Linked DNA regions of Homo sapiens: region 2 is linked to region 1. A link is a loop called in an ENCODE intact Hi-C map of the cell type or tissue named here. Cell type or tissue: thyroid gland. All regions are shown on one strand. Each heading gives the region's core, and the rest is flanking DNA. Links, peaks and the distances in the headings are about the cores only.

Region 1 (11,297 bases), core at 2,101-10,100:
TGAAGTGTAGTGGCATGATCTCCACTCACTGCAGCCTCGACCTTCTAGGCTCAAGTGATCTTCCCACCTCAGCCTCCCAAGTAGCTGGGAGCTGGGACTACAGGCGGGCGCCACCACGCCCAGCTAATTTTTGTATTTTTAGTAGAGACGGGGTTTCACCATGTTGGCCAGGCTGATCTTGAACTCCTGACCTCAAGTGATCCTCCTGCCTCAGCCTCTGAAAGTGCTGGAATTACAGGCGTGAGCCACTGCGCCCGGCCTAAATCCAAAATGTAAACCTAGGATCAGTGTTCGTGGAACCTTTTTGCTCTGCTCCATTCCAAGTACCACAACTCTCCCTCAAGCCATCAGTTCTCACTTAGACACAGGCAATAGCTTCCTACGTGATTTCAGACTGACCTCCTCCAAGTTTCTCCAACACACCAAGTTCTCTCCTATTTTCTGGCCTTTATTCCTGCTGTTTCTGTACCCAAAGTGTACTTTCCCCAGGCTTTCACCTGGACAGCTCCTTCTCACACTTCAGGTCTCGACATGTCATCTCCCCCAAGGTTGCCTTCCCTGTCCACTCAGTCTAAAAACTCATCTCCCGCCACCACCCCATTGCCCTCTGTTTCAGGACTTTCTGAGAGCACACTACTTTTAGAATGACTTACTGTATTAGTTACGGTACTCTAGAGGGACAGAACTCATGGAATATATATATACATATATATATACATATATATATATATATATGGGAGTTTATTAAGTATTAACTCACATCATCACAAGGTCCCACAACAGGCCATCTGCAGGCTGAGGAGCAAGCAGAGCCAGTCCAAGTTCCAAAACTGAAGAACTTGGAGTCCGATGTTCGAGGGCAGGAAGCATCCAGCACGGGAGAAAGACTAAGGCTGGGAGGCTAGGCCAGTCTCTCTTTTCACATGTTTCTGCCTGTTTATATTCTTGCCTTGCTGGCAGCTGATTTGATTGTGCTCACCCAGATTAACGGTGGGTCTGCCTTTCCCAGCCCACTGACTCAAATGTGAATCTCCTTTGGCAACACCCTCACAGACACACCCAGGATCCATACTCTGTATCCTTCAATCCAATCAAGTTGATGCTATTAACCATCACACTTACATATCTGCTAATTATGTATCATATTTCTTCCCCATTAGACTGTAAGTTTCACAGAGGCAAGGGTTAGACCCATTTTGTTCACCAATGCACACTCAGTGAGTGGTAGGACAGTGCCTGGCATGCAGGTGCAGTTTGTCAGTACTGGTTGAATAAATGAGTGAGTGCTTTGAGATTCCTCTTACGAAAGACTTTTGTCTTAGGTAAGACAAGTTTTTCTACTGGGCACACAGGACTTACCATGTGCCATGAATGCAACAAATTCCTACATTCACCACCTCTTCACTGAACGCTTCCCCCACCTGCTTGCTCCTGACTCATACTTTGTTCTATGGGGACCCAGCTTCCCCAGTGGTCTCTCCAGCTGAAGCGGTGCCTTCTCCCTTTCAGATGCTGGAAGGCAAACTCGCTCCAGGACCTCACTAAAATCAACACAGCAGAAGAGGACCCACTAGCTTCTTAAAGAAAACAGTTTAGTGTGACAGTCGTAGGAATGGAGAATTAACAGAAGTACAGAAAATGAACTACATACATTAATTTTACAACCTAATTCAGCCGAGCATGGTGGCTCACACCTGTAATCCCAGCACTTTGGGAGGTCAAGGCGGAAGTATCCCTTGAGCCCAAGAATTCGAGACCAGCCTGGGAGACATGGCAAGATGCCATCTCTACAAAAAAAAAAAAAAAAAAAAGTTTTTTTAAACAGTAGTGGGACATGGTGGCACACCACGTAGGCCACACCTGTGGCCCCAACTACTCTGGAGGCTGAGGCGGGAGGATCGCTAGAGCCCAGGATCAAGGCTGCAGGGAGTGTTTGCACTGCTGCACTCCAGCCTGGGCACAGAGTGAGACTCTGGCTCAAAAAATAAAAATAATAAAAATTAAACCTAATTCACAGCTTTATGGTTCTGTGACATGGCTAAAAATCATTTTCCTACTCAATAATTTTTTTAAAAAAGCAAAATGCAAATATGAATAGTTCAGTAAAACTCAACTAACACTGATACTTTATTTTTTATTTTATTTTTTGAGACAGAGTCTTATTCTGTCACCCAGGCTGGAATGTAATGGAGCGATCTCAGCTCATTGCATCCTCAACCTCCTGGGCTCAAGCAATCCTCCCACCTCAGCCTCCTGAGCAGCTGGGACTACAGGCACGCACCACCATGCCCAGCTCATTTTTGTATTCTTTGTAGACAGAGGGTTTCAACATGTTGCCCAGGCTGGTCTTGAACTCCTGGGCTCAAACAACCCTCCTGCCCTGGCCTCCCACAATGTTGGGATTACAGGCTTGAGCCACAGCGCCCGGCCTTGACACTGATACTTTAATAATTTTACCCAGTTTGTGTTCCTCTACTGGCCTGGTAAATTTGTTTCTTTAATGATTATACCCAAATTTGCATACCTTGGTACACAAATGTTTTACTCTCCTTAAATTGTTCGATAGTTTAACTGTGTTGTTTTGTTCTTTCTAACTTCAATTATGTAAAAGCTTGTTTTAAAATTAAAAAGCAGCTTTTTGTACCTAACATTCTCTGAAAGGCAATGCCTCTCCAAAAATCTGTGCATATTTCTCTCTACATCCCCTTCCTTTTATCCTGTCTGTTTCATAATTCCTGCCAGGGGGCCAGGTGTGGTGGTTCACACCTGTAATCCCAGTACTTTGGGAGACCGAGGTGGGCAGATCACTTGAGGTCAGGAGTTCAAGACCACTCCGGCCAACATGGTGAAACCCCATCTTTACTAAAAATACAAAAATTGGTTGGGCACGGTCGCGGGTGCCTGTAATTCCAGCTACTCAGGAAGCTAAGGCAGAAGAATTGCTTGAACCCAGGAGATGGAGGTTGCAGTGAGCCAAGATGGTCCTACTGCACTCCAACCTGGGCAACAGAGGAAGACTCCATCTACAATAAATAAATAAATAAATTTTTAAAATAAAGTAAAATAAACATAATTACTGCCAAAGACTGGTGCAAATGTCTGTGTCCCCGAGTTAGGAGAATTGATGCCCTAGCCGGAAATGATAACTCAGAACTAAGAAGATGGCCCAGCACTCCCCAGACCCAAGTTCTAAACTTTCTGGTCATACAATGCCTCTGGCAACAAAAGAATCTCTCCAAAATGCAAATGTCAACTTTCGCTGTCCACCGGAACCTTGTTAATGACTACTCTACTTTTAGCAGGAAGTCCAAACTTCTTAACACTTCCGCAGTCAAGTAAAATCTGGCCTCTAGTTAACCTCTCCAGCCTCATTCCTTACCTTCATTTACAGTGAATTTGGCTTCCTCGGACATGTCACATTCTGAACATTTGCTCTTTACCCTCCTAAGAACATCCTTCTTCCTTTGTTGTCCCCCTGTCCACTCTGAATCACCTTTCAATTCTCGCGGTTGGTGTCTATCCTACGTACCCCCATAGCACCCCACAGGCTCCTATCACAGCATGACATCACAGCTTCCTGTGTTCTTACCTATAGCTCCCACTGCACTGCAAGCTCACTAAAGACAGTGATGGAAACTCCTGCATGCTGCTGGATACTAGCATAGGACTGTCACATAGGAGGAGCCATATATATATATGTAATTTTTTTTTAGATGGAGTTTTGCTCTTGTTGCCCAGGTTAGAGTGCAGTGGCGCGATCTCAGCTCACTGCAACCTCCGCCTCCCGGGTTCAAGTGATTCTCCTGCCTCAGTCTCCCGAGTAGCTGGGATTACAGGCGCCCACCACCATTCCCAGCTAACTTTGTATTTTTAGCAGAGATGGGGTTTCGCCATGTTGGTCAGGCTGGTCTTGAACTCCTTACCTCAGGTGATCCACCTGCCTCGGCCTCCCAAAGTCCTGGGATTACAGGCGTGAGCCACCCTGCCCAGCCTCAATAGACATTTATTGATGGATAAATGAATACATGTATGAATGAGCAGTTAGAAATCCCAAGAAGTGTTGGCATTCATTCAGCTTTTACAACATTACTGCATCAAGTCATTGAGTATATCTGTTGTCCTTATACATTCCAGAGAAAATTGTAAAGCTGTTCCTATCAAAAGGTTCTGCAAGGACTTTATGTTAAATAGATTTATGTATAGGCTAAATGTGTTTTTTAAAGGAAACATGTCTATGGATGTTTATGACTATGGGCTTAGAAGTAACTGCTCACAGACTTACGGTTACTTGTGAGCTTGCCTTCAGGAATGCTAAGAAGATTCTCTGTGCCCTTAGCATATCTCCCCTATGGATTGCTGGTGCTATCAACTAATACACAGCCCTTTCTTTGTCTTAAGGTTTTATAGTCTCTTAAGTAGAATACTGCAGAGTCAATTAAGACATTTTATCTTATAAGTCATTTATGCCCCCTGGGATTTAAGGAAACAGCCTTCTGGACTAATTAAATCATGTATACTATCAAGCAATCAAGAATTTTTCAATCTTGCAATCACAGATGTTCAAAAATCTCCCAAAGAATATGTGACCACAACAACGAGAATAACAATAATAAAAACAGGCCAGGCGCGGTTGCTCACGCCTGTCATCCCAACACTTTAGGAGGCCAAGGCGGGCAGATCACTTGAGGCCAGGAGTTCAAGACCAGCCTGGCCAACATGGCGAAAACCTGTCTCTACTAAAAATACAAAAATTAGCCAGGCATGGTAGCACACGCCTGTAGTCCCAGCTACTCAGGAGGCTGAGGCACAAGAATCACTTGAACCCAGGATGCGGAGGCTGCAGTGAGCCAAGATCACGCCATTGCACTCCAGCTGGGGTAACACAGCAAGCCTTGGTCTCAAATAATAATAATAAAAAATCTAACATTTATTGAACCCTGATTGTGCTAGACAATATTATAAGCTCTTTTACATGTACTATCTCAATTATCTGTCCAATAGGAACCACTCTTATCCCCATATTACAAGGCCTCAAGAGGTTAAGTGATTTGCCCGAAGTGGAACAGCCGGTGTTCAAACCGAAACCCTGAGTCCAGAGCGTATGCCTTTCATTCCTACACCACTTTTCTTGTTCTTCTTTATCGAGAATAAAAGAAAATACCTGCTCCAAAGCATCAACTTGGTAAAATAATACCAAATTATTTTAGAACTAAGCCAAGGAGTAAGCATCTCAAAGTTTTCTTTTTTTAATATAGCAGTGTTACTTTCCTTATACCCTGCATCTGCATATACCTGCATCTATATAAACATATCTCATATGTGACCAGTGTCAATAAGAAGTGAAATATATTTCTGAAATCTCTCAATGAAGAGTTTATATTAACATTTTAAATTAATTAATTAATTAATTTGGCAAGGGACTAGAGCACACCCTACTGGCCAGCTAATAGGAAATACAGCATTTACTTAGGAGAAAATGCTTAAATGTTTAAATAATTTGAAAATAAAGTCAGGCTAGCGTCTAAAAGAAATTTGAAAAATTGTCTTGTAAACATCTAGATTATGTATCTAAATTAATGTATCCATAAGACTTGGCCAGGCGCGGTGGCTCACACCTGTAATCCCAGTACTTTGGGAGGGCGAGGCAGGTGCATCACCTGAGGTCAGGAGTTCAAAACCAACCTGGCCAACATGGTGAAACCCCGTCTCTACTGAAAATACTAAAAATTAGCTGGGCATGGTGGTGGATGCCTGTAATCCCAGCTACTTGGGATGCTTAGGCAGGTGAATCGCTTGAACCTGGGAGGTGGAGGTTGCAGTGAGCTGAGATTGCGCCATTGCACTCCAGCCTGGGCAACAAGAGCGAAACTCCATCTCAAAATAAACAAATAAATAAAAATTAATTAATTAATGTATCCACAAGACTAAAAAATTTACAACAGTTACACATTTTAAAGATGGGATAGAATTAGAAACATAATAACCACCAATAGCATTTAATGTTAAGAGAGCATTTGGTAAATGAAAGGTAGCTCAGTTAAAAATAAACAACTACGCGAACAGCCTGTCTAAAACTCATACTAAGAAAAAGCAGTGAAGCCCTGGCCCTAACACTTAAAATAATAGACTGGGAAATTAAAACCAACCTGCTCAGACTTCCACAGGCGAAGTATCCTTTTTGGGGAAAAACTAGGAAGGGAGAGCAGTACCCCTAATTAACTAATGGAAAAATGGGCTGGGCATGGTGGCTCACGCCTATAATTTCAGTACTTTGGGAAGCCAAGACAGGGAGATCACTTGAGGCCGGGAGTTCAAGACCAGTCTGACCAACACAGAGAAACCCCGTCTCTACTAAAAGCACAAAATTAGCCGACGTGGTGGTGCATGCCTATAATCCCAGCTACTCGGGAGGCTGAGGCAGGAGAATCGCTTGAATCTAGGAGGCGGAGGTTGCGGTGAGCCCAAATCACGCCATTGCACTCCAGCCTGGGCAACAAGAGCAAAACTCTGTCTCAAAAAACAAATAAAAAACAAAACAAAACAAAAAAGACAAAAAAACAGAAAAAGGAAAAATGAAATGTTGCCAAGAAATATATTTTCTGTGCTACTTTTCAAATGGCCACTAAGGTTGAAAAGTGAAAAGTCCATGGAAATCTCTTTGGGGTTGTGGTACTCCTCATGGGTGAATCTAGGCTCTTATCAGCATGTGTGTTTTAGAATCATCCAGAGTTCACCAGGCGCGGTGGCTCAAGCCTGTAATCCCAGCACTTTGGGAGGCCGAGGCGGGCGGATCATGAGGTCAAGAGATCAAGACCATCCTGGCCAACATGGTGAAACCCCGTCTCTACTAAAAATACAAAAATTAGCCGGGCGTGGTGGCACCCACCTGTAGTCCCAGCTACTAGGGAGGCTGAGGCAGGACAATCGCTTGAACCCGGGAGGCGGAGGTTGCAGTGAGCTGAGATGGCGCCACTGCACTCCAACCTGGGGACAGAGTGAGACTCCGTCTCAAAAAAATGAAAAGAATCACCTAGAGTTTATTTTATATGTTGAGTGTGTGTGTGTGTGTGTGTGTGTGTACATGCATGCGTTTTGGAAACATCCATGAACAGAAATATGAATGTTCCCAAAATGCAATGTAGCACACTAAGCAAACACCCTCTAGGAAATGTAATTCCTCTCTTGGTTGTATTTTTTTATTGCACACTTATCTATAAAATAGTTTAAGTGCATAATATACATTTATATTATGTATAGACAGAAACAAAGGCTCTAGGACCAAGAGGGACATACAAAATGTGTTTAACTTTAAAATATTTATTATAAACAAAGTAGAAACACAAAAACTTCTATAATCAAGAAGAATAAACACCAAAATGTATATGTTCTTCTACAGGATTAAAATAATATCAAAATACAAATATAAATTTAATAAGGACCTGTCCAGCATGTTATACTTACACACGACTTGTGGCATTTCTTTGAGATGAGAGAAAGAAGCAATGTTTTCAGGAAAACAGTGTCTGTGATTCTAAGGTTTCTGAGCCAGAACCTCACCCTTGTTCTCACTCCAAAGACAGCTTCTTCTTACACTGAAAGAAGGGCAAGTGAAAAGTGACAATTTGGGTCAATGTGATGCAAGTCTAACGTTTTAGATGTTGAGTTCTATTAAAAAAATCAACTAATATAAATTCCTTGGAAAATGGCCTCAAAATTAAGCAGACTGTGAGAGATATAAAAAACACTGTCTTACTTTAAATGTCATGCTTTTCTGGAGATAATTTAAAACAAATTGGGTTCAGGAAAAAGAGACTATTTCCCCGAATCTCTGGTGTAGTGTTCTAATCTATTAAAGGTCAATGAATAATCACTTAATAAACACAACATGCTAGTATTACTTCAAGATGCTTAGCGTTTTGCTTTTAAACTCTTCCCAAGATGTCCTACAATATTATTGACATATCAATGTTATTATAACACATCATTAACAGACTATTAGATAAAAAATTTGTGGGGTGTAAGTCTTCTCATGTAATTCTTCCACAGCTGAGAAAGCCATATTATATAACTGCAAGCTAAACACAGCAAACTAGTGGCTAAACAGGTTTTCCCCAAAAAATGAATAAATCAAGTTTATTTTGCAAGTTGTTTAAAATAGAAAAATCAGATTAATCACATATTACTCATGGGATTTTATGATTTTTGATAATTTACCAAAACATTAGCACATCATACAGCTCACAACTGTAGAGTGAGTATCCTGTTGATCTTCTTTCTCTAAAGAAGGGGTGTGTTTGATGGTTGCTCTGGTGATTATCACTGTTTTATGAATAGGGGAATGTAAAAGCACGCCAATAAGGCCGAAGCACAAATTACAACTGTATTGTAGTGACTTGAAATAGTATAGCCAGGGCTCCTTTCAGATGAAACTTGAGCTCCTTTAGGTGCCCATTCAGTAAATCCTGTCCCGTGAGGTTTGAAAAGATGTACCCTGGCAAGTTCTCACACTCATCTTTTTTTTACACTGATAACAGCATATGGGTAAGCCACAAACATAAATGACGCCAAAATGGGAGGAAAATCGGGACAGATTTTCTTTGGATCAAAAAACCTAGTTAGTTGGTAAGGAACTCTGCAATTAGTTGTGACTCATTTCCATCATCCTAAAATAATACTAAATGAATGGCTGTAAGAAGATAGGTTAACTGAATTGTTGACAAATGGCATAGGCATGAAAATGACCCAACAGCCCCTTGTAAGCCAGAAGAGCCATCAGAAAGGAAGCCAGATTTCTCTCTGCAAAACGTTCGTTTGTTTTGCAAGTGAGAGAGGGCAAAGATACTTCAGATTCTTTTTCTTTTTTTTTTCCTTTTCGTGCTTAAGGCCTTGAATTCAAAATTAGGCCTTTGAATTAAATTAAAAAGAATGTAAGTAAATAATAGTGGGGGAAAGGCAAATCATTTCATGGGGTGTAGAGTTAATAGTTAACCTGATAATAAGGCCAGAATCTCATTCCATATGTTAAACTACCCCAATTAGCTAGTGATCAGTGTCTAACTATCAGGCATTATTGCTGAAGTGCAAGCAGGGGCTCCAGGAGGCTAGAGGTCAGCGACAGGTCTCTGGGCTCTCCCAACAGAGGACCAGCCAGGGAATTTGTTCTAGTTAAAACTAGAGGGTTTCCGTCTGTTTGCTTTTTTTCTGACTTTAGTCACTCTTGGTTTGTTATCATTTGTATTATTTATTTTACGGTTAAACTATAAGCCTAAGTTGCATCACTGGCGCCCCGAGAAACCTCCTCCCACAGGCCCGCTGGGGCTTTGTCCTTGGGCATCCGTGGCCTCTCCAAAGCCAAAAGACGTCGGGGCCAGCTCAGGTCGCCTGAGTAAACACAAACCTGGGAAGCCGAGGGCCCCCTAAGTCAGTAGTGAGGGAGCTCCTCCTGGAAACCCACAGCGACCCTGAAGGGCTCAACCTCGAGCAGGACCTTTCCTCCATATTCCAACGCAGTCAGAGGAGCCCTGGGTTCCCCCCGCGTAGCCTCACCGCCCCACGCCGGCCCACTCTGTCCCCTCATCCTCCCTTGCTGTCCTACTCTGTCCCTCGCCATCCCTCACAGTCCCACACTGTCCCTCACCGCCCCTCACAGTACCTCACCGTCCACTGTCCCACACTGTCCCTTGACATCCTTCATTGTCCCTCACCGCCCCTCACAGTGCCTCACTGTCCACTGTCCCATACTGTCCCACACTGTCCCTTGCCATCCTTCACTGTCCGAGTCCCTCACAGTCCCAAAGTCCCTCACTGTCCCACAGTCCCTCACCGTCCCACACTGTCCCTCACTGTCCTACACAGTCCCTCACTGTCCCTCATCGTCCCGCACTGTCCCTCACCGTCCCACACCGTCTCTCATCGTCCCGCACTGTCCCACACAGTCGCTCACCGGTCCACACGGTCCCTCATCATCCCACACTATCCTTCACTGCCCCACACAGTCCCTAAGTGTCCCTCACTGTCCCTCCCACGCCGCAAGCCCAGTCGAGAGCGGCTCCCCTCTCCCCCTCCAGGGCTTCTTCGGCCCACACGGCCAGCGGCGGCCCGCGGAGAGGAAAAAACACACAATCTTGCCCGGAGCCTGAATTTATGGGAAATCCCGCGCGAAGCGCGATGTGCCCTCAGTTCGGGCAGGAACAGCGGCCGAGGCCCGGGTCGCCGCGGGCTTCTGAGGAAAGCTCGGCGTTGAGAGGCTCCCAGGGCTGCCGCACGGCTCAGGCAGAGGAGCGGAGCTGCGGCCGCGGTCAGCCCGGAGACGCCTCTCCGGGAGACAAAGCCGGCTCCCTGCAGCGCCGCGATACGCCACGGTGGGCCCGGCGCAACGCCTCGGCCACGGCATCGCCCCTTTAAGCGGCGCGCGCCCTGATTGGCTGCGGGAGGAGGCGGGGCGGGACGCGGCGACCTCACGGCCCGGCGGCCTATGCTATATATAGAGGCGGCGGCGGCAGCCGCGGCGACGGCGGTCCGGTGCGAGGCAGAGTGCTAGCGGGAGCGCGAGCCAGCAAGAGGCGCCTGCGCGATGTCCGGGCCCCTGAGCCCGCGGCGCTGAGCCAGCCGGGACGGACATGCGCGGGAGGGCGCCGCGGGGCAGCCGCCGCTCCTCCGGGGTAAGGGGCCTGGCGCGCTGAGGGGGTGGGGAGGGCCACGCAGCGCTCCGTTCCCTCAGGGGGCCCCGCGCCGGGCGCCGGGATCCAGGCGGCTCCCCGACGCGAGGGCGGGGGCGTGGAGGGCGCGGGGAGGGTCGCCGCGACGCGGAGTCTCTGGGATGGAGGGAGAGGCCGGCCGGTCGCTCGCGGGCTTCTCCCCATTGAGGTGTGGAGAGCGGGACCCTCCCCGGCGGCGCAGCCCGGGCCTGGGGACGCCGCGAAGTGCCGGCGCCCGCCGCCTTCTCCACGCCGGCTGTGGTCGTCGCGCGGCCCCTCGGCTGGCCGGGGCCATGCACCCGAGCGCCCGGGATACGTCCCCGCAGCACCGGGACCGCAGGAGCGGACGGGGGTTCGGGAGCGGCGAGCATGAAGGTCCTCGTCCCGCAGCCTGCGCTCGCGGGGTTGCCCGGCGGGGATGAGCGTCTTCGGGCCTGGGGGCTTGTTTGATTTTTTTTTTATTTGTAAAAAGGGGGTTGCGTTGTCTTGTTCACACCGTGTACCCGTAAATCCTGTCTTGAAAGCTGGGGTGGGAGGCTCGGCGATTGCTTGCGGTGGTTGGTACCGGTTCTCTGGCGGTCAGCCCCGCTCCCTCTGCCT
Region 2 (11,297 bases), core at 2,230-10,229, 280 kb before region 1:
TCCTCACTGGCCTAGCTCAAGCACTTCTGCATGGTAAAACCTGGTGATTGGCAGGTCTTCCTTTCAAAACCCCAAGCAGCAGTTAGCATCCCCTGGAGCTTCATTCATCAAAAGCACAGAAATAGAGCGCCAGTTCCAACACTGTGTAAGACCATCTCCTTCAGAGTCAGAGGCGAGACCCAGCACAGGTGAGGTGGACGGTTGGATCGGACTCCGCCCAAAGGTCACAGCCCCACGTATGCTCTCAGTGGCCATCTCCCTTTCTGTCCCTCTGCCCAGCCTCTCCCCACCTGCAGGCACACAGGCATATCTCCCACTCTTTCTAATCAGCATTTTAACCATAATGTGAACTTAAGTGCATTAGAAACCTTCCCTTTAAATTTGGAATGAAGAACTGTGGCCCAGTTTGGAAAAACTTCAGCTTTAAACAGCATATGGCAGGTGTGTGTGTGTGTGTGTGTGTGTGTGTGTGTGTGTGTGTGTAGAGAGAGAGAGAAACAGAGAGAGAGAGAGAGAGACAGACAGACAGACAGACAGACAGAGTCTCCCTCTATCTAGCCCAGGCTGGAGTGCAGTCATCATCGCTCAGTGCAGCCTCAACCTCCCTGGGCTCAGGTGATCCTCTCACCTCAGCCTCCCAAATAGCTGGAACTACAGGTGCACACCACCACACCAGGCTAATTCTTGTATTTTTTTGTAGAGATGGGGTTTCGCCATGTTGCCCAGGCTGGCCTCAAACTCCTGGGCTCAAGTGATCCACCTGCCTTGGCTTCCCAAAGTGTTGGAATTACAGGCATGAGCCACCATTCCCAGCCCCTGAAGTGTCTTTTTGAAAAGAGGAGCCTCTTTGACCTTATTTAAAGTGGACTATGTAGACGGCCCACTTCTCTACCTGCAAGAGGACAACTCTACTGCCACCTCCGCCACACCCCACTGCAGCCTGTCCTAGCAGAAGGGAGATCCTCACACACTCAATGAACTTCTCTCTAGCATCTGAACCAGAATTAAACCTAGCTTAATCCTGGCTCAGAAGAAGTCTTTACTAAGGATTCATCTTCAAATCTGGGGATCAGCATTACCATTTTTATTAAAACTACATTTAGTAAAAACTGTTCACAAATGTTTATCATAAGAAGAATTTTAGAAACTCATTTTTGAGACCGGGCACAGTGGCTGACGCCTGTAATGCCAGCACTTTGGGAGGCCGAGGTGGGTGGATCACCTGAGCTCAGGAGTTCGAGACCAGCCTGGCCAACATGGAGAAACCCCGTCTCTACTAAAAATACAAAAAATTAGCTGGGCATGGTGGCGAGTGCCTGTAATCCCAGCTACTCCGGAGGCTGAGGCAGGAGAATCGCTTGAACCCAGGAGGTGGAGGTTGTAGCGAGCTGAGATCGCACCACTGCACTCCAGCCTGGGCAACAGAGTGAGACTCTTGTCTCAAAAAACAACAACAACAACAACAAAAATCCATTTTTAAGGTTCCCATAAAAATGGGTGAAAGTGGAATTTAAGATCATAAAATCTAATTTTCATGCACAAATACAAACATTCGCCAGACCATCTTTACTGTACCATATGACCATTTACTCGGTCAAAAGGAAATCCACTCATCTCCCTGGATCCCCCGAAGGCTATGCAAGGGGTCCACTGTGCTTCCAGAGTACAGAGGATGCTTAAAGTAACAGATTCCTCAAACTGTGTTGTGGGAAGTTTAAGCGGCAAATGATTAATAAAAGTAATCAATGTCAATGTAGTTTGAATGCTTACAATGATCCTACTACGAGCGGAAACCATTTCCTCATTTCTTTCTTCTCGTTATGAAAATGAGCTCCCCCCACGGGGTTGCCTTGGGCCACCTCCCTTCCTAGGGCGTATTTGCTTATTTGTTTATTTGAGACGGAGTCTCACTCTATCGCCCAGACTAGAGTGCAGTGGCATGATCTGGGTTCACTGCAACCTCCGCCTCCTGGGTTCAAGCGATTCTCCTGCCTCAGCTTCCCAAGTAGCTGGGATTACAGGCATGTGCCACCACGCCCGGCTAATTTTGTATTTTTAGTAGAGATGGGGTTTCACCATGTTGGCCAGGCTGGTCTTGAACTCCTGACCTCAGGTGATCCACCCGACTCAGCCTCCCAAAGTGCTGGGATTACAGGCATGAGCCACCGCGCCCGACCCCTCATGCTTCTTTCTACCCATTCTCAAAATTCTTCAGTGAGGTCCTCCAGGACCAGGAAGGTGCTCTACGGACTTGGGAGGGTGCACTTAATAGGCTAGTTACTGAATCGTGGCCGTTTCCCACTTTGCATCTCCGGCAGCTTGACCCCTACTCCAGGGCCAACTTTTCCCAAAAGCCCAGGCCAGGTGCAGCCTGAACGTGGCTTTCCTCCGCCCCTGACTCTGCTTCCCTGTAAGAGCTGAAAAACATGCACGGCTGTCACTCTAGAAATAATTAGAGAAGTTGCTGATTGTCGAGGGCAGAAGGAGCTGAACGGCTTCCACCTCAGCGCGTTCCCCTTGGTGCTGACTCGCTCGGGAAAGGGGAGTCCTCGGTGCCCTCGCTAAGTAACCCTGGGATGCTGAGGGGCGTTGCCAGGCCCCTGGTCAACAAGAGGGCTCAGCCCCACGCAAGAGGTGAGCCGGGAGCGGATGACACCTGCCCAGGTGACTAGGGACCAGGCCTCCGGCTCAAGGAGCGCATCAGGAGCTGGGGCCAAGGCCGGGGTCTCCTCCCCTTGCCAGCAAGGATGAGAGCACCTGCCATCTGGCCGGCACCCTCCCCTGGGCCCGAGGCTCCTGCCCTCGGAGGGGCGAGACGGGGGAGCTCCGTGGACTCTGCAATTCATGAGACTTCCACGAGGAACAAAGGTCTCCGTGCCGGCCTCGGGTCCCGGTCTCGGCGCCCTGACTACCCCGGGGCCCAGGGCGCGGCGCCCCGGCAGGCACGGAGCCAGAGAGCGGGCGGAGGGCGCGGAGGAGACGGTGGTACCTGTGGGTGGAGACGGCAGGCATCCCTGTCCCCGCTGGGCTGCTGCCTGCCCGGCCGCGGTCCCGGCTGCTGCAGCATCACCCGGGGCGGGGCGCTGACGTCACGGCCGCAGCCTCCGCATCCGCGCGGGGCCCGGAGCCTTAAAGCGGCGCCGCGTCTGGGGCCCCGCGGGCGGGAGGGGAGCCCGGTGTCCTCCTGGGCCCTTCCCGCGGGAGGCCCGTCCCGGTGCTTCGCGCACGACGGCGCGGTCTGCAGGATCTGCCAGGATCCCGGAGGAAAACGTCCCCCCGGCCTCACAGTTCTCACCGTTTTCTTCTGATTTTAAAAGAAATAAATACATTTTCGTGTCTTCATGTATAAATAGATACCCATGTGTTCGCGGATACGTGAATGCCGCAGTGCGTGTGCCAAGCCTGTGCCCATGTGCGCAGTGGGGCAGCCGGGCCTGCTGGAGGCGTCGCGACTCTGGGCCCGGAGCTGTCCAAGGCACTGGGGATGCCGCAAGAACAAGGCAAAGTTCCCGCCCCTGGGGGAACTTTGTAATGTAAGTAAATACATAAATACTTTATGTATTTATTATTTACTTCATTTTTTAAAATACAGAGAGGCAGGGCCTTGCTATGTTGCCCAGGCTGGTCTCGACTCCTGGGCTCAAGTGATCCTTCTGCCTCGGCCTCCCAAAGTACAGGTGTGAGCCACCGCACCCGGCTGCATGACATTTAAGAGAGAGACACACACACATTAAACAAGACATAAAATAAATGGTATGTCAGAAGATGGCAATGCCCTAGAGAAGGGGTTAGGGAGTGTGGGGCTGCAGAGGCGCTGGCCTTGCAGGTTTCTATCAGGTTGTTGGCGAGTCCTCACCTGGAAGGTGACACTAGAAGGAGGATTTGCGGAGCAGGCCGGGCACGGTGGCTCACACCTGTAATCCCTGCGCTCTGGGAGGCCGAGAGGGGCAGATCACCTGAGGTCTGGAGTTCGAGACCAGCCTGGCCAACATGGCAAAACCCCCATCTCTACTAAAAATATAAAAATTAGCCACACGTGGTGCTGGGTGCCTGTAATCTCAGCTACTCAGCTGAGGCAGGAGAATCGCTTGAACCTGGGAGGCAGGGGTTGCAGTGAGCTGAGATCGTGCCACTGCACTCCAGCCTGGGCCACAGAGTGAGACTCCATCTCAAAAAGAAAAGAAGGACCTGAGGAGCTAGGGGGGCCAGCCAGACTGACGTGTGGGGAAGGTCACGCCAGGCACTGGGAAGAGCAAGTGCAAAGGCCAGGGGCAGAAGTGAGCTGGGCTGAGTCCAATAATTACGGATGAAATAATTATGCAGCTGGTAGTGGAATAATAACCCCAGGGAAGCGCTGCAGAGTGGGGGCACGGGGCCCTGTGGAAGTTTACCGCGGCGGATTCCACCCCATTGGGAGGGTCGAGGGCTCCTCAAGGAGCCCTACCAGGCCAAGTAGAGAGAACAGCATGTCCCACACAGAGGGCTCAGAGAGCTCTGCACTGGCAGAGCTCCGGAGGGGAGAGGGCCTGGAGGCACACTGCAAAGGAAGTGGAGGGGGACAGGGATGCAGAGGCCTGGGAAGGAGGTGAGGGCTGGGGAGGTGGGACAGGCCCAGGTGTGGCCTCTTAGGCAGTTGCCAGTTTCTAAGAGCAAAGAGAAGCCTAGAAAGGTTTTATGTAGGGGAGTGGATGGCATGAATCCTATTCACAGTTAGCAAAGATCATAAAGCTCAGAGTGAAAACAGATTGGAGGGAACCAGGGGACCACATGGGCGTACCGGGTGGCACAGGTGGGAGAGTTGGGGGTGTTGGTAGAGGGAGAGAGGTGATGGACTGGCCGGGGACTTAGGACTCCATGATTGACTGAAGGTGGGGGGGTACAGGAACAGCGAGGGTGGTGCTAAGAAGTTTCTAGCTTGAGCGATGAGGGAAGAGAGTGGATTCATGGAGGCCAAAGCAGGTGTGTGCTGGAGTGAATGCCATAGGTTTGCTTTGGGATATGCTGAGCTTGAGGGCCTTCGCAGCCTCTAGGCCACCAGACACTTGGGTCTGGAGCTCAAAGATGCTCCTTTATGAGTCCCCTGCACATGGGAGCTAATTGCAGGTGAACTGTGGACCTCGCACTGCCAGGGAGAGGCGCAGGGCAGAGGGCCCCAGAGGACACCATGGGAATTTCAACAGATCCTGCCCAGGCTGAAGAGAAGGAGCCACTGGAGGGGGCTGGTTCTGGCTTCTTTTATCTCTATAACAGGGTAACAGCTTGAAAAAAATACCGATGTCCTTTTCTATTTTGCATGCAAGTGGCCTGCCATCAACTGATGAGCTTCAGCACCTCAGGGACTTAATGCAATAGAAGCTTACTTCCACATGAGGTTGGCAGAAGTGTGCCTGATGGGTGGGGACCTCTGTGAAGCCATTCAGGGATCCCGGTTGCCTCCATCTTGCTCTGCCCTGGTGCACTGAGGGAGGAGCCCAGGTGGTGCCTGCCCACGGGGCCAGGTGTGCAGGAGGCCCACGTTCCACTCGAATCCCATTGGCTAGGACCCTGCCACACAGCCACACCGGCCACACCCAACCCACAACAGGGCTGAGAGATGGGGCCCCTGTCCCCAGGAGAGGAGGAGATGGGGGTGGGGAGTTGCTGGCTTCAACTGCTTCTGTAACTTTTAGCTGCTTGCAGAGGGGAGAGAAGATGGGGAATGCTGAGAAAACTTAAAGATCATCTCGAGGTTCTGATGTTCACAACGGGATTTTGCAACAAGAGAAGAGGTTTGAAATCTAAGCATTGTTGAGAAAGAAAGGGATTTTGAAAATTCCTTTGACCTTTTTTAAACTTCCAAAGTGAGAACCTTCTAAGGCTAGAGCTTTTGCTTTTTAGCCCCTCCAAGTTCAGGGCAGAGAGCAGTGTTTCTCCCTGGGGGCAGACAAGATTTCTCCTGTCTCGACAATAGGTCTAGACTGGGGGCCAGAGTGGAAGGGGCTGACAGAACATGCAGGAAAGACAAGAGACGCTCGCCCTTCCGGTCCTGGGTGTGGGGGAAGGATGGCAGAGGGAGGAGGGAGAGTGAGGGGGAGGAAGGTGCTTGGGGTGCATCCCAGCTCCTTTCTCCCTGCGCCTCAGCCCTGTCGTGGCAGAGTTTGCTCTGGGCAGAGCCCCCGTACACCAACACAGCGGCCGCAGCCCGGCTGGGGGATCAGAACAGTGGGGGCTCTAATTTGCCCTGTGAGGCTCTTGTGGCTCCCATTCAGTGCCTGGATGCAGAGCTGAAGCTGCAATGGCCCCGTGGGGCTGGGACATGACGTGGGGTGGGGGGACCCTCAGCCTCACTGTGGGAAGGACAGTTGGGCCAGGTGGCTGGGTGGGGGGACTTTGGCAGAGAGACCTGGAGGGGTCTACGGGGCCAGCCAGGGCCCCAGGGAAGCAGGAGCCACACCAACTCCACGCCAGGATCTAAGGAAAACAGGGGACTGCTGCAGCCCTGCCACGTACACGGGGACCGGCAGGCAGCCAGGAGGACACAGGAGCCCCATCCACTGCCCCAGCCCAGAAAGGAACAGAGGATGGAGACAGGACATGCACAGTGTGAGCCTAGAGAGACCCAGTCGGACCCAGAATAATAGGCTCCAACAGTGCAGAGGAGAGCTGGTGTGAGGCGGTGGAAGCCTGCTCACCTGCCATCCCTGGGTGTCCACAAGGTGGTGGAAGAGTCCCACCTTTCCCGGGAGGCAGCAGGAAAACCTCGGAGCAGGAGGTGGGGAAAGGGAGAAGCTTTTCCTGACCTTGTAAAGATTCTTGGTTCTAAGGCTGGATTTTTCTTTCTACTTTGTGAACACACTTTTTCTGCAAAGCATGAAGCCAAGTGAATTTTTATGAATAACGTTATTTGTGATAACAGATCTCGTGCTAGTCACTGTGTTAAGGTGTTTCCGTATTTTAACCTCATGTAGTCATCATAGCTTCAGGAATGGGCATTATCTCCACCATTTCTTTTCTATCCAGAAGCCTGAGACTTGGATGGAGTGGGGTCATGACACAGGCAAGGTTGGAGCGGGAGAGCCTCCCAGGCCTTGTGGTCATTCCTCCATTCGTGCAGCGATTATTTATACAGCATCTACCGTCCTCTGGTGCGGGCGGGAGGTGGGATTCAGAGATGGCATCCGAATCCCCTTGGTCATGTTCTCAGTCCTCAGCCTCCTCAAGGGACTGTGCCGTCCCATTGTCTCTACCACCCCTGCCCATCCCATTCCCTGACTTACAACGTGGACAGCTTGTGGCTCCCAATTCAGATCTGAGCAGTGACAGACATGGGTGTGCGTGTGTACCTGTGTGTACAAAGTGTGTGCTGTGCAAACATAGAGAAAGGTGCATTCTCGGCCGGGCATGGTGGCTCACACCTGGAATCCCAGCACTTGGGGAGACTGAGTCAGACAGATGGCTCAAGCCTAGGAGTTCAAGACCAGCCTGGGCAACACAGTGAAAGCCTTTCTCTGCTAAAAATACAAAGAATTAGCCAGGCGTGGTGGCGTGCACCTGTAGGTAGTTCCAGCTACTTAGGGGGCTGAGGTGGGAAGATCACCTGAGCCGGGGAAGTCGAAGCTGCAGTGAGCTGAGACTGTGCCACTGCACTCCAGCCTGGGCAAGAGATCTTGTGAAAAAAAAAAAACAAAAAAACACGAAGTGCATTCTCTTATGTTATCTGGAGTTAATGAATTATTAGCGACCTGCAGTCAATATTGCTTCCCTCTCTTCAGATAGCCTCTGTGGCTCTGACATGATCTAGACTCATACACACACACAAGCATGCACACATATGTGCACACATGCTCTCAGATATGTGCACATACATGCACACATGTGCACACACACACACTCTCATACTCTCAGATATGTGCACACACACACACACACGCTATTCCTATTGCCACGCCTCCTCCTGATGGGAGCCCAGCAGCCACCCTGAAACTCTGAGTTAGAATCCAGACATTTTGTGTCCATATGAAGAAAGTCACAAAATTACAGTCCTGTAATGACAACACATTGCAAACTCCAGAGGACAGGGCCATCCAATTCTTTTTTGGCACCTCCTGCAACACCTGGCAGAGGCCGAGCACTGACACCCACATGCTTATTTACTGTACGTGGAGTAGGATCGGTTGAAGTTGCGCGATTTACCCGGGCACACACGGGCACACTGTGGGATAAAACAGATTGTCCTGGGCTGCCCTGGGCATGCCGGTGAAACTCCATTGAACCATTTCTGCAGGAAAATGAATTCTGATTTCCAAACGTATGTCCTTCTCATAACGTACTTGTGGAAGCAAACCCTGGACTTTAGGTCTTCTGGAAGAACTGGGGCAAGGGGGAATTAGAACCTACAGGGTCATGGTTGCCCTCTGAGCTGAGCCAGAGCATGAACCCAGGGTCTAGACGTTGGGCAATGCTGGAGCCAAAGGGTGTTGGGCCGCCGAGGTTCTAGAACTAAGGTGGTAGAATCCAGGCATGGTTGGCACCCAGGCAGCTGCAGCCTCCCTGTTCGTGGGCTGGGTAAAGCCTCATTGGGTCACACAGTTGCCAAATAAAATACAAATACCCAGTTAAATTTGAATTTCAGATAAACAGAGAGTAATTTTTATGCTCAGCATGTTCCAGGCAACATTTGGCATTCTGTATTCTGATTTGCTCCACTTGGCAACCTTATCGGGACAGCTCCAGGAACCAGGCAGAGGCAGCCACTAGAGAAGCCCAAGGTCCTCTGAGGCTCAGCCTGCTGCCCCATGCCTGAGAGCCCCCCCTCTGCTTCTATTTACAGTTCACCTGTGAGAACAGTCAACACCCAACATCCATAGAGAAGTCCCAGCCAACATCTGCTTGGGTCTGGAAAGAAGCAACTGCCAGACAATATGTGGCCGGGATCTTTAAAGTTCGAGTGGCTTTTGTGTTTTATCTGTTTGTTCAATTTATTAAAATTCTGAATCGACTAACCAGAACTTTCTAAACACTTAACTACTCATTATGCAACTAATAAAAGCATGAACATTTCAAATTATTTTAATCTTTGATCTTAACATCATGGATTATTAAACTTTTATATTATGAAATATGATGCAGAAAAGTGCACAAAACAAAACGAACACTCAATGATTTATCACACACGTGCAACCACCAGCCAGGCCTAGAATAAAATAGAATAGAATATCCCTAGAAGCCCTCTTCACACCATCCATAGTGCTAAGCCTTTCTCCTCTCAACCCCTGCCGAGAGCTCATCCCTATTCTGGCTTTTATGTTCATTGCTTTCTGGCTTTTTTCTACAGCATGTGTCTTAGTTTGGATTCCCCCAAAAGCTGTTAGTTTAGTGGGGAAGTGATCCCAGGAAGCAGAAAGAGAGTGAGACAGGGAAGAGGGAAAAGCTAATAAATTTATGAATGACCAAGTCTTCCATGTAAGTGACCGAGGCTCAGTCCAGCTCAGAATCTATTTCTCACAATCTAGAGGCTGAGAAGTCCAAGATCAAAGCATGACAGTTTCAGTGTTTGGTGAGGGCCCAATTCTTGGTCCATAGATGGCCATCTTCTCACTGTGTTCTCTTACCTGGTGGAAGGAATGAGATAATTCTCTGGGGTCTCTATGATAAGGGCACTAATCTCATTAATGAGGGCCCCACCCTCATGACCTAATCACTTGCAAAAGACCTCACCTCTCCAAATACCATCACATTGGGAATTAGGTTTCAACACATGAATTTTAGGGGGACACAAACATTCAAGTCTATAGCACCTTATTATTGTCCTGCTGGAGGGTAGGGGAGCTGGGGCATGTATTTACCAAATTCTGGTTGAGAGCTGCCCCTGGGGGTGCTAACTGCCCTGCACTTGCAGTTGCATTTGTTGGCAACTGTATTAGCTCAGCTGCTAAAACAAAATACCATAAACAAGGTGGCTTAAACAAGAGAATTTATTTTCTGACAGTTCTGAAGTCTGGAAGTCCAAGATCAGGATGTCAACATGGTCAGGTTCTGGTGAGGCCTCTCTTCCTAGTTTGTAGACGGCTACCTTCTTTCTGTGTCCTCACATGGTAGAGAGACAGAGGGGGAGAGAGAGAGAGAGAGAGAGCAAGCAAGCTCTCTGGTGTCTTTTTTTTTTTTTTTTTTTTTTTTGAGATGGAGTCTCACCCTGCCATCTAGGCAACAGACCTAAGCAGTGTGTTCAGTGCAACTGAACAACTCTGATGCAAGCTCCATGTTTCCTGGTGGACTGGAAACTGTGCCATCCACACAGCGATCCTGAAAGCTACAGTGTCCATCCTTGAACTGTAAGGTTTAGTTTAGCCTTAACAAAAAATACTGTATATAAATGGAATCAGAAGTATGCATTCTCCTGTGTCTAGTTTCTTTTGTTCATCTTGACTTTGAGAGCTTCTGTGTTGCTGCATGTAGTTCTAGTTCATTTTCATAACTGTGTGTGTTCCATTACATGAATATACCTTCCGATATTTATCCATCCTCCTATTGACAGACACTTGGGCTTGAGGCTTAACACTCTTTAGGGTTGATATAGATAATGCTGCTATGGACATTGTTATACACATTTTTGGTTTATGGATGTAGGCATCTCTGTTGGGCATATACCAAGAGGTGGCATTTGGGGGTAAATACGTGTTCAACTTTAGCAGGTAATGTCAGTTTCCCAAAGGGTTGTACTAATTTACACTCTCAGCAGTGAGTGTAGCTTACTCGCTTACACAATTTGATATTGTTCGTCTTTTACTTTCTTTCTTTCTTTTTTTTTTTTTTGAGACAAGATTTTGCTTTGTTGCCCACGTTGGCATGCAGTGGCACAATCTCAGCTCACTGTAACCTGCAAGCTCTGCCTCCTGGGTTCAAGCGATTCTCCTGCCTCAGCCTCCCGAGTAGCTGGGATTACAGGTGCATGCCACCACGCCCGGTTAATTTTTGTATTTTTAGTAGAGATGGGGTTTTGCCATGTTGGCCAGGCTGGTTGTGAACTCCTCAAGTGATCCTGCCGCCTTGGCCTCCCAAAGCGCTGGGATGACAGGTATGAGCCACCGTGCCTGGCCTTGTCTTTTACTTTCAGCCATCTGGTAGATGTACACTGGTTGTTAATGACAGTTATAATTTACATTTCCCTACGAGTAATGAGGTTAAGCACTTCTTCATGTTTATCAACTGTCTCAGTATCTCCTCTGTAAAGGGCCTGATCATGCCTTTTGCCCATATTTCTATTTAGTTGTCTGTCTTCTTTATTGATTTATAAGCATATGTTGATGTGTTGTGTATCT

What was found. Peaks named below come from ENCODE experiments on the same cell type or tissue, not always from the same donor. Only the 100,000 strongest peaks of a DNase experiment are listed, where the experiment ranks them.
Region 2: it touches region 1 in a loop (4-fold over the local background); 93 of 110 quality-filtered maps call a loop at or near these places.

The regions. Positions count from the first base shown.
Region 1 is chr1:8,025,522-8,036,818 of GRCh38, reverse strand. It overlaps ERRFI1-DT (ERRFI1 divergent transcript), which reads right to left and starts at 10,326. Exons shown (of 3, transcript NR_185980.1): 1 at 9,398-10,326; 2 at 7,462-7,592. ERRFI1 (ERBB receptor feedback inhibitor 1) reads left to right here and starts at 10,510. Exons shown (of 4, transcript NM_018948.4): 1 at 10,510-10,661. RefSeq lists silencers at 10,425-10,474, 10,595-10,694. In thyroid gland, for the core only: a CTCF peak has its summit at 5,433; a DNase peak (open chromatin) is centred at 9,368; H3K4me3 peaks cover 1,068 bases; H3K27ac peaks cover 3,207 bases.
Region 2 is chr1:8,309,879-8,321,175 of GRCh38, reverse strand. It overlaps SLC45A1 (solute carrier family 45 member 1), which reads right to left and starts at 3,062. Exons shown (of 9, transcript NM_001080397.3): 1 at 2,990-3,062. RefSeq lists silencers at 2,953-3,232, 6,662-6,711, 6,752-6,801. In thyroid gland, for the core only: a CTCF peak has its summit at 6,701 (motif pointing right); DNase peaks (open chromatin) are centred at 3,090, 6,705 and 8,768; H3K4me3 peaks cover 1,061 bases; H3K27ac peaks cover 697 bases.